Regions from separate parts of the Mus musculus genome. Here region 2 is linked to region 1. A link is a contact called in ENCODE Hi-C or POLR2A ChIA-PET data. All regions are on one chromosome and are shown on one strand. The core of a region is the stretch at or near the end of the contact, and the rest is flanking DNA. Distances in the headings are between cores, read along the strand shown.

Region 1 (6,391 bases), core at 302-2,801:
TAAAGATTATATGGTCACTTACTAATTCTCAATTAAAGACAACAGCTCTGACTCAAAAAAAAAAAAATTCTCAGACTGGGATTGGCAAAATATAGCTTACAGGCTGTTTCTATACCTACTCAGGGGCTGAACCGACTTTAACGTTAAGTGATTTAAAAGTCATAATGATGGGCAAGGGAATGTGCTTGCTGGTATGCAAGTTCATGGCCATCTTCATCTACATATCAAGTGCAAAGCCAATCTGGAACACACTGAACCGTCTCAAAAACAAAAAGACGGTATTTCATGACAAATTCAAATTTCGGTGTCTCTAAGTACATTTTTAATAGAAACACTATCATGCTCATTCTCTATTATTTATGTAACAGTTGGGACAGAGAGACCTTATGGCCCACAGCACCTAAATATATAATCCATTACAGAAAAAAATTTCAGCACCTTCCCCCCCCCCCCCCCCAAAAAAAAGCCACGATGAGTCTTATGTACAATGGCTGGTTTCCCATCCTTTCGAGTGTTAAAACCTCTCTAGGGAAGTTATGATCACCAGTACCGTTAGTGGGTAGGGCTCTCCTGTCCATTGACACTAAAGACAGTTACCTAAAAACTAATAGCAGCCAGAAAAGCCCATCCCTACTTTTCTATACTGTTCACGCCAAAGCCTGAGTCAGCTCCTTTCTGAGTCAGCTCCTTTATGCCGGGTAGCTCACCCCTAGGCTGCCACCATTCGTCTATACCTGTCCCCCACCCCCGGTTGTTCAAAGTTATAAGGAACTGGCCATTCCCTGGATGCATCTTCCTTCCTCACAAGCAGAGTGACAGAAGCCTGTCAAACTAGCTGAGGGCGCGAGATGGGTGGAATTCACACTGGAAAGCACTCTCGCAGGCCCCGAGCAAGGCTATGGAGCTAGAGCCACAGGCTGCTTTATCCGCGCACGCCCACCGCCGGGGAGCAAAGCGCAGAAGAGCTTGCGTCCGACTCCTGTTAGGAGCACTGCCCAAAAGCAGCGTGGGCCGGGACCCGAGTGTCCGGCGCTGCTAGGGCTAGTGCCCGAAGCCCAGCTTCACACGCGGCCCCGCAGCTCACGCTCTATTGCGGCCTCCGCCGTGCGTCGTCACAGACGCGAACCAGCCGTCTCAGAGAGAAGCCGCTTCTGGGCGCACGCGCGCGCAGCAGGGAGGGGTTGCTAAAAAGAGCCCAGCGCGTGGCGTCCCAGGGCCCGCGCACGCGCCCTGACGGCGCTCCGCCCATACGCGCGAGTACGCACGCGCACAGCCGGCTCGGCCCACCCCCCCCCCGCCCCACGCACACTCTATTTTTCTTCAGCCCCGCCCTTCCCTTACACTCCCCAGGCTGAAAGCGTTGGGGCTGTGAGAGCAGGGAAGTGTGGGGCGAGGTGGGCGGGGCGTTGCCCGCGCGCGCTGCCAGCCAGAGCCCGAGCTGCGAGAGCGAAGCCAGACAACGTTACCCAGCCAACAGCCAATAAGCAGCCGGCGCTGCCACGCCCCAGCCCCTCACGTGATTGGCTGAGCGCCGCCTGGTGGGCAGGGCCGCGGGCTTGGGGAGGGCAGGGGGCGGGAGGAGGAAGGCGCTGGCGGGCAGTGATGGCGGCGGGTGATGGGGACGTAAAGCTAAGCACCCTGGGGAGCGGCGGGGAGAGTGGCGGCGACGGGAGCCCGGGTGGCGCCGGAGCGACGGCGGCGAGGAGCAGTTGGGTGGCGGCGCTGCTGGCGACGGGCGGGGAGATGCTGCTGAACGTGGCGCTGGTGGCGCTGGTGCTGCTGGGGGCCTACCGGCTGTGGGTGCGCTGGGGGCGGCGTGGTCTGTGCTCGGGACCCGGGGCGGGCGAGGAGAGCCCGGCCGCCACGCTGCCGCGCATGAAGAAGCGGGACTTCAGCCTGGAGCAGCTGCGCCAGTACGACGGGGCGCGCACGCCGCGCATCCTGCTCGCGGTCAATGGGAAAGTCTTCGACGTGACCAAAGGCAGCAAGTTCTACGGCCCCGGTGAGGAGTGAGGGGTGTCGGGGTGGGGATCCGGGACACCCTATCCCCGCCGCGGCCCCGCTCCTGGACCGCAGCCCCGCGCACGCCCCCAGCTGCGGGCGTCGTGGGGGGCTCAGTGGCGCCCCACAGACCTGCGCTCGGCGTTCCTTGCCTTTCCCAATCCGTATCTCCTCGCAGCTTTTCCTGGGGCTGAAATTCTCAAAATTGTTAAGAGTTGTCTCTAGTCACGTTGGCGTTCAACCTTTCCTCGGAGCGTTTTGATTTCTGGGCTTTGTCGGGGCAAGAGGGCTAAAGTGGCGATCCAAAGTTTTTGGCCCAGTGTTAAGACAGCTTTCTTCTTATTCTGGGTTGTCTGTTTGACACTTGCCTACTTTTTCCCTTCTCCGGACTTGTCTGCCGAGAGTCAGGGCTAGGGACACGTAGTTTCAAGTCCCAAGCCCTGGAGCTCGGTTTCACAACCACCCCGGACTCGTTTTCATTCTTTTTCTAAAAAGTCGGTTTGGGCTCCAAGATGCTTTCCAAGATTAACAACTGTATGTAAAATGAGGACGGACCAGAACGTAAACCTTAATAAGTAAGACTGGCAAAGATATTGGCCCTGAGTGTAGGGGGTGGAGCTCATCTGCCCAGGAGGCAGGCGTGTCTCTTGTCTCCGACTCTCTCAGTCTCTCCCTCCTTCCCTCCTCTCCTTCTTTCTCTGCTAATAGTAAAATAAGTATTCAAATACCCGTTGAAAATAAATTATTGTATTTTCCCTTAGCAGAATGAGACGCCTTGGGGGGGTGAGGGGGGGCACGAACCTAGAAGCGTCGAACTTCTCGCCCCCTGCCCTGCATGTGCTGAAGGTTTTACAACTTTACTTTCAGAAAATTACGTGGAAGGTAGTTGCCGTTAGAGGCCCTTTTGCAGTGTAGTGGTAATCTATATTGCAGATTGTGCAAATAAACTTCAGACCCCGGGTATCTGTTGGTAGCCCATAAAATTGAACAACATTGTGCGGCCTGGTTATGCAGTGCTTAATATTAAACTTTAAAGACAGAAGGGGAGGGGGAGGAGAAGAGAGAGCGTGAGTTGTAAGAATGAAGCTAGAGACCAAAGTGACCCCTTATTGGAAGGTATGCATCCAACTTTTAAGCTAGGTTTCCTTTTAATTTCCTTATTGCCCCTGATTGATTTATTGACACTGAAGACGCTTCTAATTTCTATGCTCAGTTGGATGCTATTTTAGGAGTGTTTTGGTTTGTTGATTGGATTAGAGCTAAGAAACACAAATAAGCATTTGATGTTGGATCTGTTAATCTCTTTGTGTGTGTGTGTGTGTGTGTGTGTGTGTGTGTGTGTGTGTATTTCCTTCTGGATATATAAACACAAAAATCATGTCTCCTTACTTACATCAGCTCCCATGGTTAGTACTTTTTTATTTTTTTAATTTAAGAGCATGTGGAACAAGAGAATAGGACCCAAGTACCTTGTTTACATGGACCAAGTCAAATAAACTTTTAAAAGTGAAGAATTTGCACAGATTTTGTACCAAGTTACACACTTCCCTCATTGGATTGAAGTGTGTTCAGTGGTTAAAGATTGTCTAGAGTATTTGTAAAAAGACCCATTATCAGTCCTTATACATCCGGAAAGAGTCAGTTTGGCAGTCTCCATGGCAACCGCAGCAGAGGTTGAAAACTAAGAGGTGTGCTGTAGAGTGGGTCCCTGGGCTTGAGCACTGATAATAGTGAAGAACCATCCTGGAGGCCTTGGAGTGAGGCAAGCAGGCCTCTGTAAGGTCTCTGCCTTTTGGGGCTGCATAGTGAGACCCGTCTGAAAACAAGAAGAACAGAGAACCACCTCCTTGTTCTTTTATTACTGGTATCAGTAAACAATCTAATAGGACTATCTGGAAGGTTTTATTATTCGGACAAACTTAAATGGAGCCAGAACATCTCGTGATCTTACTTTGTTTTTCAGGGATAGGAAGTATTGAGGTACTTTCCAGGGGACTTGATGCCATATGTTTTGCTAGGATATAAATGTAAATTTTAAATTTGCCTGTAACTTTCATTTTATCCTCAAATAAATGCAGTAATTTTGTGGTGTTACAATTCAGCCTACAGCTCTCCTTACCTGAGAATCTTAGTAATTTGAAAAACTCAGCCAAGAGCTAGCAGGCTTACTGTTTTCTCCAACCACTGTGTATTCCATTCTGCAATGATAGGTTTTAGGATTAAGGTTTGTTCTGTGAGGGTTTTTTTTTTTTTTCTCCATAATACTGGACACATTCTCTTACAGCTGTGTATCTTTAAAGTTCCAGTTCTTAAAATTAAAATGGCAATATTTTAAATGTAGTTCATTGCCGACTGCTTGCCAGAACGCATTGACTTTGTTGTTAGTATAGTATTTTATACTCTAATAGTCAGGTACTTGGCCAGCTTGGAAAGATAGTGTGATCATGTAGGAAACTGCAGTTCCTAAGCATCTAATGATCTAATGAATGGGTTGGATCATGCATTTGTCATTTCTGCAAAGTATTTGCCTTACACATGAGTCTGAGGTTTAAGTAAGCTGGCTTGGATCACATAAATAAATCTGGGAAATCCAGATATGTTTGACCACAAAGTTTATATACTTTGTGGTAGAGAGCTTCAGGGCTGAACTTACAGAGAATCCTGTTACTGGTCTTGTCTTTTTACCCCTTTCTGATTTCTTCCCATACAGAGTTTGAACTTCAAACAAGTTTTCGTTTTCATGGCTTTTACGACGTCTTAGTTACCCAATATGGTAGCCGAAGCCACAAATGGCTAACTAAAATTAATATAGTTTAAGATGAGTTCTTCACTAACAGTCCAGATACTCAGCCGCATGGCTGCCACACTAAACCTTGGCTTCATGGTGGGCTGTACTCTAGCTTCTCCTGGAGTTCCTGAGGCCTGTGAATGTCTCCTGAGCATGTTTCATTTATTGTTTAAAATGGCACTACAGGATATTTGTATTCTCATTTTACATTTGTAAAAACTGAAACTTGGAGATTTTGTCCCAAAGTACCTACCTGCTAAGTAGCCACACTACAACTCAAAGCCAAGTTCACCATGTTTCACAGGTCATACCTTCTCATTGTCACGTTACCCATCCAGCCCATTCTCACATTCAGAACAGGTTTTGACTGTTTTTTTTTTTAATTTATTTTTTATTAGGTATTTTCCTCGTTTACATTTTCAATGCTATCCCAAAAGTCCCCCATACCCACCCACCCCCAATCCCCTACCCACCCACTGCCCCTTTTTGGCCCTGGTGTTCCCCTGTACTGGGGCATATAGGTTTTGACTGTTTTAATGGTGTAATCGTAGATCATTATATGACTACAGTAGCACTTTGTGAGTCTTATTTTTTGGAATGCCAAAAAAAGCATATACTTGGGCTATTTGATATTTTTTCCCTTATTCCTCCTGTTTGTCAATATGTGCCAAAGCCAACGACAACTTACCTCTTAATTTCCACTGAAAAGGGGAAGGTCACACAAGCAGCCCCTTTGGGCTGCCTAATAGGAAGCCGAGGAAAGGAGCTTGGGAACCCAAACCCTTCCTCCTTTTAATCTTGTCTTTAATATGTTTCTTTTTCTTTAACATTTTAATTTATAAACCTGCAGTTTAAGCAAGAGTTGCAACATAAAGGCTAAGCTAAGCCTGACCTGCTGCTGCATGGATAGCTCAGAGTTGTCACAATCCAGCTGCCATTACAATTTCTTGCTTTGGAGCCAACTAGGTTTGTTGTTGAACTAGTTACCGCATGCATCTTATTAGCTACCAGTAGGTAAAGGGACCTGCTTTCTGAAGGAGCTAAGCATAGTAGCTCACCCCTGCTATACCAGATCTCTTGAGGCAGGGGCAGGAGAATGGCCATTATTTAGAATAACCTAGCTACATAGTTACACTCCAGGCTAGCCATGCTGTCATTTCCTCAGCTTTACTTGACAGAAAGCAAAGTTGAGAAGAGTTGTATATGGTGCAGATCATTTCCGTAGTACCTCCTTAGTTGCATTCAGTATCAGATGCATTGTTTTTATTGTTTTAGGGAACTATATTGTGTTAAATACTAAAATGTTGCGATAACAGAAGGTGGTGATTGGGATTAGAAGTAAGGAACAGCCGGGCGGTGGTGACGCACGCCTTTAATCCCAGCACTTGGGAGGAAGAGGCAGGCAGATTTCTGAATTCAAGGCCAGCCTGGTCTACAGAGTGAGTTCCAGGTCAGCCAGGGCTACACAGAGAAACCCTGTATCGAAGAAAAAAAAAAAAAAAGAAGAAGAAGAAGAAGTAAGGAACAGAACTAGTCACACGTACTGAACTAACAGTTCATGGTTTCCAAGGTCCTTTGGACAGTCTGAAGTAGACATTCCTC
Region 2 (5,903 bases), core at 3,037-5,536, 110 kb before region 1:
AAAGGCTGCAATGAACCCATCTTTATTGCTAAGTAGATCTGGTCCAGTGATAGCAGTAGCCCCAAAAGGAAGTACCTTTTCTCATAACAGAGCCCCTGCAATGCTCCTGTAAAGACAGTGGTAAAACTGAGACCCAAATAAGATCTGGATGCAAGTTGAGGTCCAGATTTCAATTCTCTTTCCAGATATATCCAAGAGTTGTATGAGAGGGCAGGAGGATACTCCCACCTCTGCAGGACCATCCTTCGTTAAATGGTAAGTCTGAAACCCAGTGTGCTAATGTAGCGTCTCTGAGCCACGCTGACTAGAATGCAGAAGCCTGGGGCTCCTGTCACAGAGGCAGAGCACATGGTCTCTGGTGCCATGCTGACCTGCAGCCTGACCTGCAACCTCAGACAGGTGTAGTCTCCTCTCCTGCCTTTATATCTGTCAAACAGAAGTGATTGCCCCTCCCTCGGGAGTATTGAAGTGCTTAAATGAAAGGCTCCGTGATGAATGCCTGCAACTTAGATGCAATTATACTGTCCTTCATTTGACGCAGGAGCCTCTCCAAAGTTTTCCAGTAGCATACCAGAAAGAAAAAGAAAAAAAGCAAAAAAGAAAAAAAATACCAAACTCAAGGTGGAAGAGAGGCAACATCAAAGAGCTAGAACACAAGATTCTCATACACAGCCTTTACCCCAGCTCCTTCCAGCCATGTCAGCCTTTAAGGCACCATACAATGCCTGACACCCAGCATCCATGGTTCTACTGTGTGTCTTCCCATCAAATGTGTTCCTGGTCATGTTCGTCTGGGCTAAATTCTCTTTTAGTTGAATGCTCAGGAATTCTGCATTAAAGCAGCCTGATTGTTTCCCATCACCTTCCCACACAGGTCTGTCCTCCCCCCTTCCCCCCACCAAGCTTCCAGTGGCCTCCAAAAATTGAGTTCAACTGGACGCCCTGGTGGCATGGATATTGGCCATGGAAAGGAAATGATAAGCTATTCTTGGAGCTTGCAAACAAAGCCAGGCGTGTGGTACCATCAGAGCCTGAGCAGACACACACATACTCAGACAAGCTCTCAGAAGGAGACACAACGCCCCTTCCCACAGTGGCCTGAAGAAGGAGGCTTCTGTATGTCTGACTTTGTAATGGGGAGTGTGGGGTGGAGCAGATATAAATTTGAGAGACATTAAAGGATAATTGAAAAAAAGAAAAAAAAACGAGAGGAGATTAGGAGGTGAAATGAACAAAACGCTTCATATGTCCATGTGCCAAGGAGGTGGTGAGGTGTGAGAGAAGTCTGTCACGGTAGCCAATAAGCCACCAGGGCCAAATGCTTGGCTTGAATAAGGGGAATCTGCTCCCTGCCTGCAGCAGTGCTTGGCAGTGAATCAGCACATTAGCAACAGAATTTCTTCTTCAGGAGCCACAGACAGTTCATTTGCATATGCTGTGTACACGCCTGCACTCACGCACCCGCACACGCGCGCGCACACATACACACAGGAGGGAGTCTCTGGTAGATGCGACCTTCATCGTATGACATTTCTTTTGATATTGCCAAAATTATGTGTATCATTGAAAATTATCCAGACCTATTTGTCTAGCAATCTGAAGATCTCTCTTAAAAGCATGGTTTTGGAAATTTTAGTAAAATATCACATGTCTCCTGACAATTTTTTCCAGCCCTTCCTTTTGTTGAAAGCAAAACAAAAACAAAAATATAACCCAAATGCTCTGTCTGGGTTATGAGATTGCAAGATATTTTTCCCTTTCCTTTTCTTTCATCTTATGGGATTGCATTTTCTAATTTTTCCTCAGTGTATTTTTTTCACCTGTTCTTTTTCTAATATTGAGAATTCTATAAGGTAAAAATAATACAGAGTGTGCCAAGCCAAAGGTTGCATTGGAGCAGCCTGGCTGTTTGATGATGTTCAATGAACCAACAAGGACCAGCTACAGCATCTCTGGGAAAGGACAAGGCTGTAAGAGAGGTCAGAGGGGATTAGGAACAAAGGGGAGTCCCAGAAATGTTTTCAAACAAATGCCAGAACCTGCATGGTAACTGTGCTGCACAAGATATCCCTTGGAGACACCAGTAACTCTCAGGCAGGGAGCATCAGGTCCCAGGTTGGTCTTTTACAATTCAACTGGAACCTTCCCTCTTGCAAAGCAGCTCTTGGTTTTTACACTGTACGGGACTTTAACTGATAATCAAGTGTTGACAGGGGACAGAGTCCACATCTTCAAAGATAGTCCTCCTTCGATAATGTCATTTTCCAAACCAAAGGCCACCAGACCGAAACACCAGCATCCCACACAACCTTGGTGGCCCCTCTGAATGCTTGTTTTGATTCCACGAAGCAGCTTCCTCACTTCCACCTAGTGCCCCATGGTCACTGAGGAATCCGCAGCAGAAACCCTGCCCCTTTCCTTTTTAAAATCTGTTGTCAACATCGGAGAGATTGGCTATTGAGGGCTGCTCCCTTAGAGGACCTGAGTTCAGTTCCAGCACCTTTATCGTGAGGCCCACAACCACCTATAACTCCAGCTCCAGGGTATCTGACACCCTCTTCTGGTCTCCACAGATACCCATGCCCCTCTACACACACAGATAAAAATAAAATCTTTTTAAAAAGTGAATTATATTTTTAATTTTTAATTCTTGTTTAATTTCTTTTTAAATTAGTTTTAAAAGTATATATATATCACTTCCATGCGCACTTTATTTTAAGACGGGGTCTCCCCAACCTTCCCCTTCCCTCAGTACCCCCTCAATGCTATTATTGCTAGACATACTTTTCCCAGAGTGAGTGACATCCACTGGTGCTGAATTAAGAGTCATGAGTTTTTCCAAACTCCGGGTGTTGTACATGGACTAGACTTCAAACTAGGTTCCACCATGCTACAAGGCTTAGGGTACAATAAGTGACCGTAATGCAGCCATTCCTTGGCCCTTCCCACAGCCCAGACTTGCTCCCAGACCCCCAGCAGCAAAGGAAGCCTTGATCCTGACAGTGAAAATGGAGGTTGGGTGAGTGATATTTGAACTGAAAAAAGGCAGACTTGAGTAATTATCCAGTGTCACAAGACAGGGGTCACAGGTGGAACTATCAAGGGCAGGGATGAAGACTTGCCTGTGACAACCTCCTAACAGAGGCTCTCTATTTGAACCATCTAGCTGGAACTCAGGCTCCTCTCCTCCGCCACAGAACATCTGGCTGGATCCTCTACTTGCTTTGCAGTTTGTCTATGTCCCTCAATGTCCCCACAGGGTTTAAAGCTATTTGCTTGAACCTAGCCCTGAAATGGATTCAACTCAGCTGGCAGCATCTCTGAGCCACAATAACAGCTTGGGTCTTGCACCTTGAATTTTCACCCATATTTCTTGCTGATAGCTCCATTATGGAAGGCAACAAGAAAGGAATGGGCAACTTCTGCTTGGCCTTAAGCTCCAAGTTATCTTTGTGAACAAACATCTGGCCTCTTATCCCTACAATGGGGCAAAAGGGATTTCCTCATGTCACAGCTGTAATGTAATACATTATAAAGTATAGTGTATAATATATACAATAGTTAAAATATATACAGTATACATTGTAATGCATAATGTACATATAATGTAGCTTATAAATGAGGCACTGGATGCAAGCAGAGAGCTTTTCACATGGTTAGTGCCCAGGAGATTTTCACAGTGTATGGATCTTCCCAACCTTAGCCAGTCATGGGCCTGGAACTGCCATACCACAGTAGTTCTCAGTCAGAGGTGATTTTCCTAGTTACGTTGGTGGGGTAGGGGATTCCCATGCTCTAATGGGCAAGAGGTCAGGCATGCTGTTGGCTTCCTGTGATGTACAACACAGCCCCTTACGAGAAAAGGATCATCTAGCCTGAAACATCAGCAGTGCCAAGACTCAGAGACTGAGCCTGGTCCTAGCTGCCCACCTGGATCCCTTCAGCTCTTGTGCTACTGTGCCCTGTGAGCTATGGTGACTGTGGTTGGTCTCTAAGCCTGAGCCCTCTCAAGACTAGCCTATGCATTGACTCCTGAGATTCCCAGAGCTCAACTGTTGGATTCTTTGAGAAATGGCCAACAGGTTTCATTGCTTTGACCTGAGCTCCTCCCAGCAGGAGACAGGTAGAACAGCCAAGCTTTCTCACTGACCAGGAACAGGCAAGAAACCAGTTCCTGCAGGGACCTGGCTGAGAGCCACATGGAAGCAGGCACAGCCTGAAGCATTCCACCCAAACTGGCTCCACACCAGACCCAGCCAGTGAGTCACCACCACATGCCGCAGCCTCTCCCCCATGACCTTTCTTTATCCCTTCATTAGCTGTAAATCTTTAGGAGTAAAACAGCAGAGAACAGACCGGGAAGGGCCTGGCAGACTAACACCCCAGGCAAATGCCCAAATCAAAATTCAGAGTTAAAAACCCCAGGCTCTGAATGAATGCCAGTAATGGCAAGCTAGGCTCTTCAGAGCCATCTCTGTAAACCGGAGATGTGGACAAATGGAGCCTGTCTCTCTGCACAGTTTAAATCGTGTGGCAACCCTGGAGCATCCTTCAGGAGAAGGAACAGATGTGTTTAGCAATACCCAGATGGTAGGGAGCAAATTGAGGGACCTCTGTAACGCTGGCCAGTAACTCATGCTTACACCAAACCGCACAGTACCCTGAAAGAAACCACCCTCTCACCAGCTCCTCTTGCATCAAATGGAATAATGAAGTCTCCCCACACAGTGACAGAGAAACAATAACACAGGCTAGTAGGCCATATTTCCGCACAAAAGAAAGCAAAAGTGGTTTTCTCCTTTGTGTTTTTTCTCTGCCTTTTGTGGGAAAGGCCAGTGAGAAGGGCAGCTGCCTTCCCCAGGGATTTCTTTCTACCCAGCGTGTCCTCCCCTGAGCTGTCCTTCTCCACATGGAGTCTTCAAAGCAGAGACTTTGGAAGCGGCCACAGAGCTTGAAGATTCTAGGGCTATCCCAGGAACCCACTGACTCTCCCTTTCTGTGGATGAGGCTTTAGAAAGGCCTTGTAAACACACCTTTCCCTTCAGTTTGACACCGCCAAAGTCTGAGAACCTTCCAAGTGAACAAACCCCAGAGTGGCCCAGGGGCCGCCTGTTCCTAAAAGAAAGACCAACTCTTTGGCCTGCTGTTTTCGCCTCTCCACAATGTCACCCCCCCCATCATTTGCAGGTGGAGCTCCTGGACAAGATAGGACAGATCTGATGACTCATCTGAATGAGGCTGTTCCACCCCCACACTTCTGCTGACAGCCACATGTTGCCATTTGTCCTTCTGGGTTTGGCAATTCCTGGCAACATTGTTAAAGTGAAAGGGGCTGGGTGTTTTTCCTCCTCGGTGGCCGCCTTCTGCCCTGTGTGAGATCCCATCTTCCTGCCTGGCTACCATGGAACAAATCAGGAATAAGCAGCCCTAGCTGTAAATTGATCCACCTCTCCCGTGATCACTTTCAACAGTTGTTTGGAATTTTCAGTGTGTTCTCCAAGTGGTTCACACGTGCTTTAAATAGTCTTGTGAGAAACCAGTTCCATAGATGAGCCACCAAGGTGACCTTCAAATAATAGCATTGATACATGCCAGGTCTCTCCTCCAAACCCAAAGCTTGAGCAGCTGGCCTGCACTGCCTGCTTCTGTCTCTGAAACACCAACGTTCTTTTATTTGCTTGTTGCTTGGTGTATACTCATAGTGCAAGGTATGAGATTAAACAAGGACATTTTCCTACAAAGATATAAGGTACTTTGAGTGAGTTTGCCTGCAAGTCACGTTACCTCCCTTCCCCCAATTTAGTCTCCTTTGATTTCTAGACAGTTTTATTTCTACTTTCCTGTCATATATATATATATATATATATATATATATATATATATATATATATATATATATATAT

The links. Hi-C counts contacts between places; a loop is a spot of excess contacts on that map. ChIA-PET counts read pairs that join two places held with the same protein, here RNA polymerase II (POLR2A).
Region 2: POLR2A ChIA-PET joins it to region 1 with 29 read pairs in Patski. The contact joins the enhancer-like site here to the promoter of Pgrmc2 in region 1. A Hi-C loop is called at or near these places in 1 of 37 maps with a recorded cell type or tissue (heart). POLR2A ChIA-PET finds 5 or more read pairs at or near these places in 1 of 5 experiments (Patski).

What each region holds. Positions count from the first base shown.
Region 1 is chr3:41,078,206-41,084,596 of GRCm38, reverse strand. It overlaps Pgrmc2 (progesterone receptor membrane component 2), which reads left to right and starts at 1,551. Exons shown (of 3, transcript NM_027558.1): 1 at 1,551-2,002. The coding sequence starts at 1,603.
Region 2 is chr3:41,193,879-41,199,781 of GRCm38, reverse strand. No RefSeq gene overlaps it. Among named protein-coding and RNA genes, the nearest start is that of Gm40038, 23 kb to the right of the region's middle. Within about 2 kb of position 4,286, at least 1 of the 3 ENCODE cell types and tissues checked has a DNase peak (open chromatin) inside an H3K27ac peak, as active enhancers do; it is heart, where a contact is called at or near this core.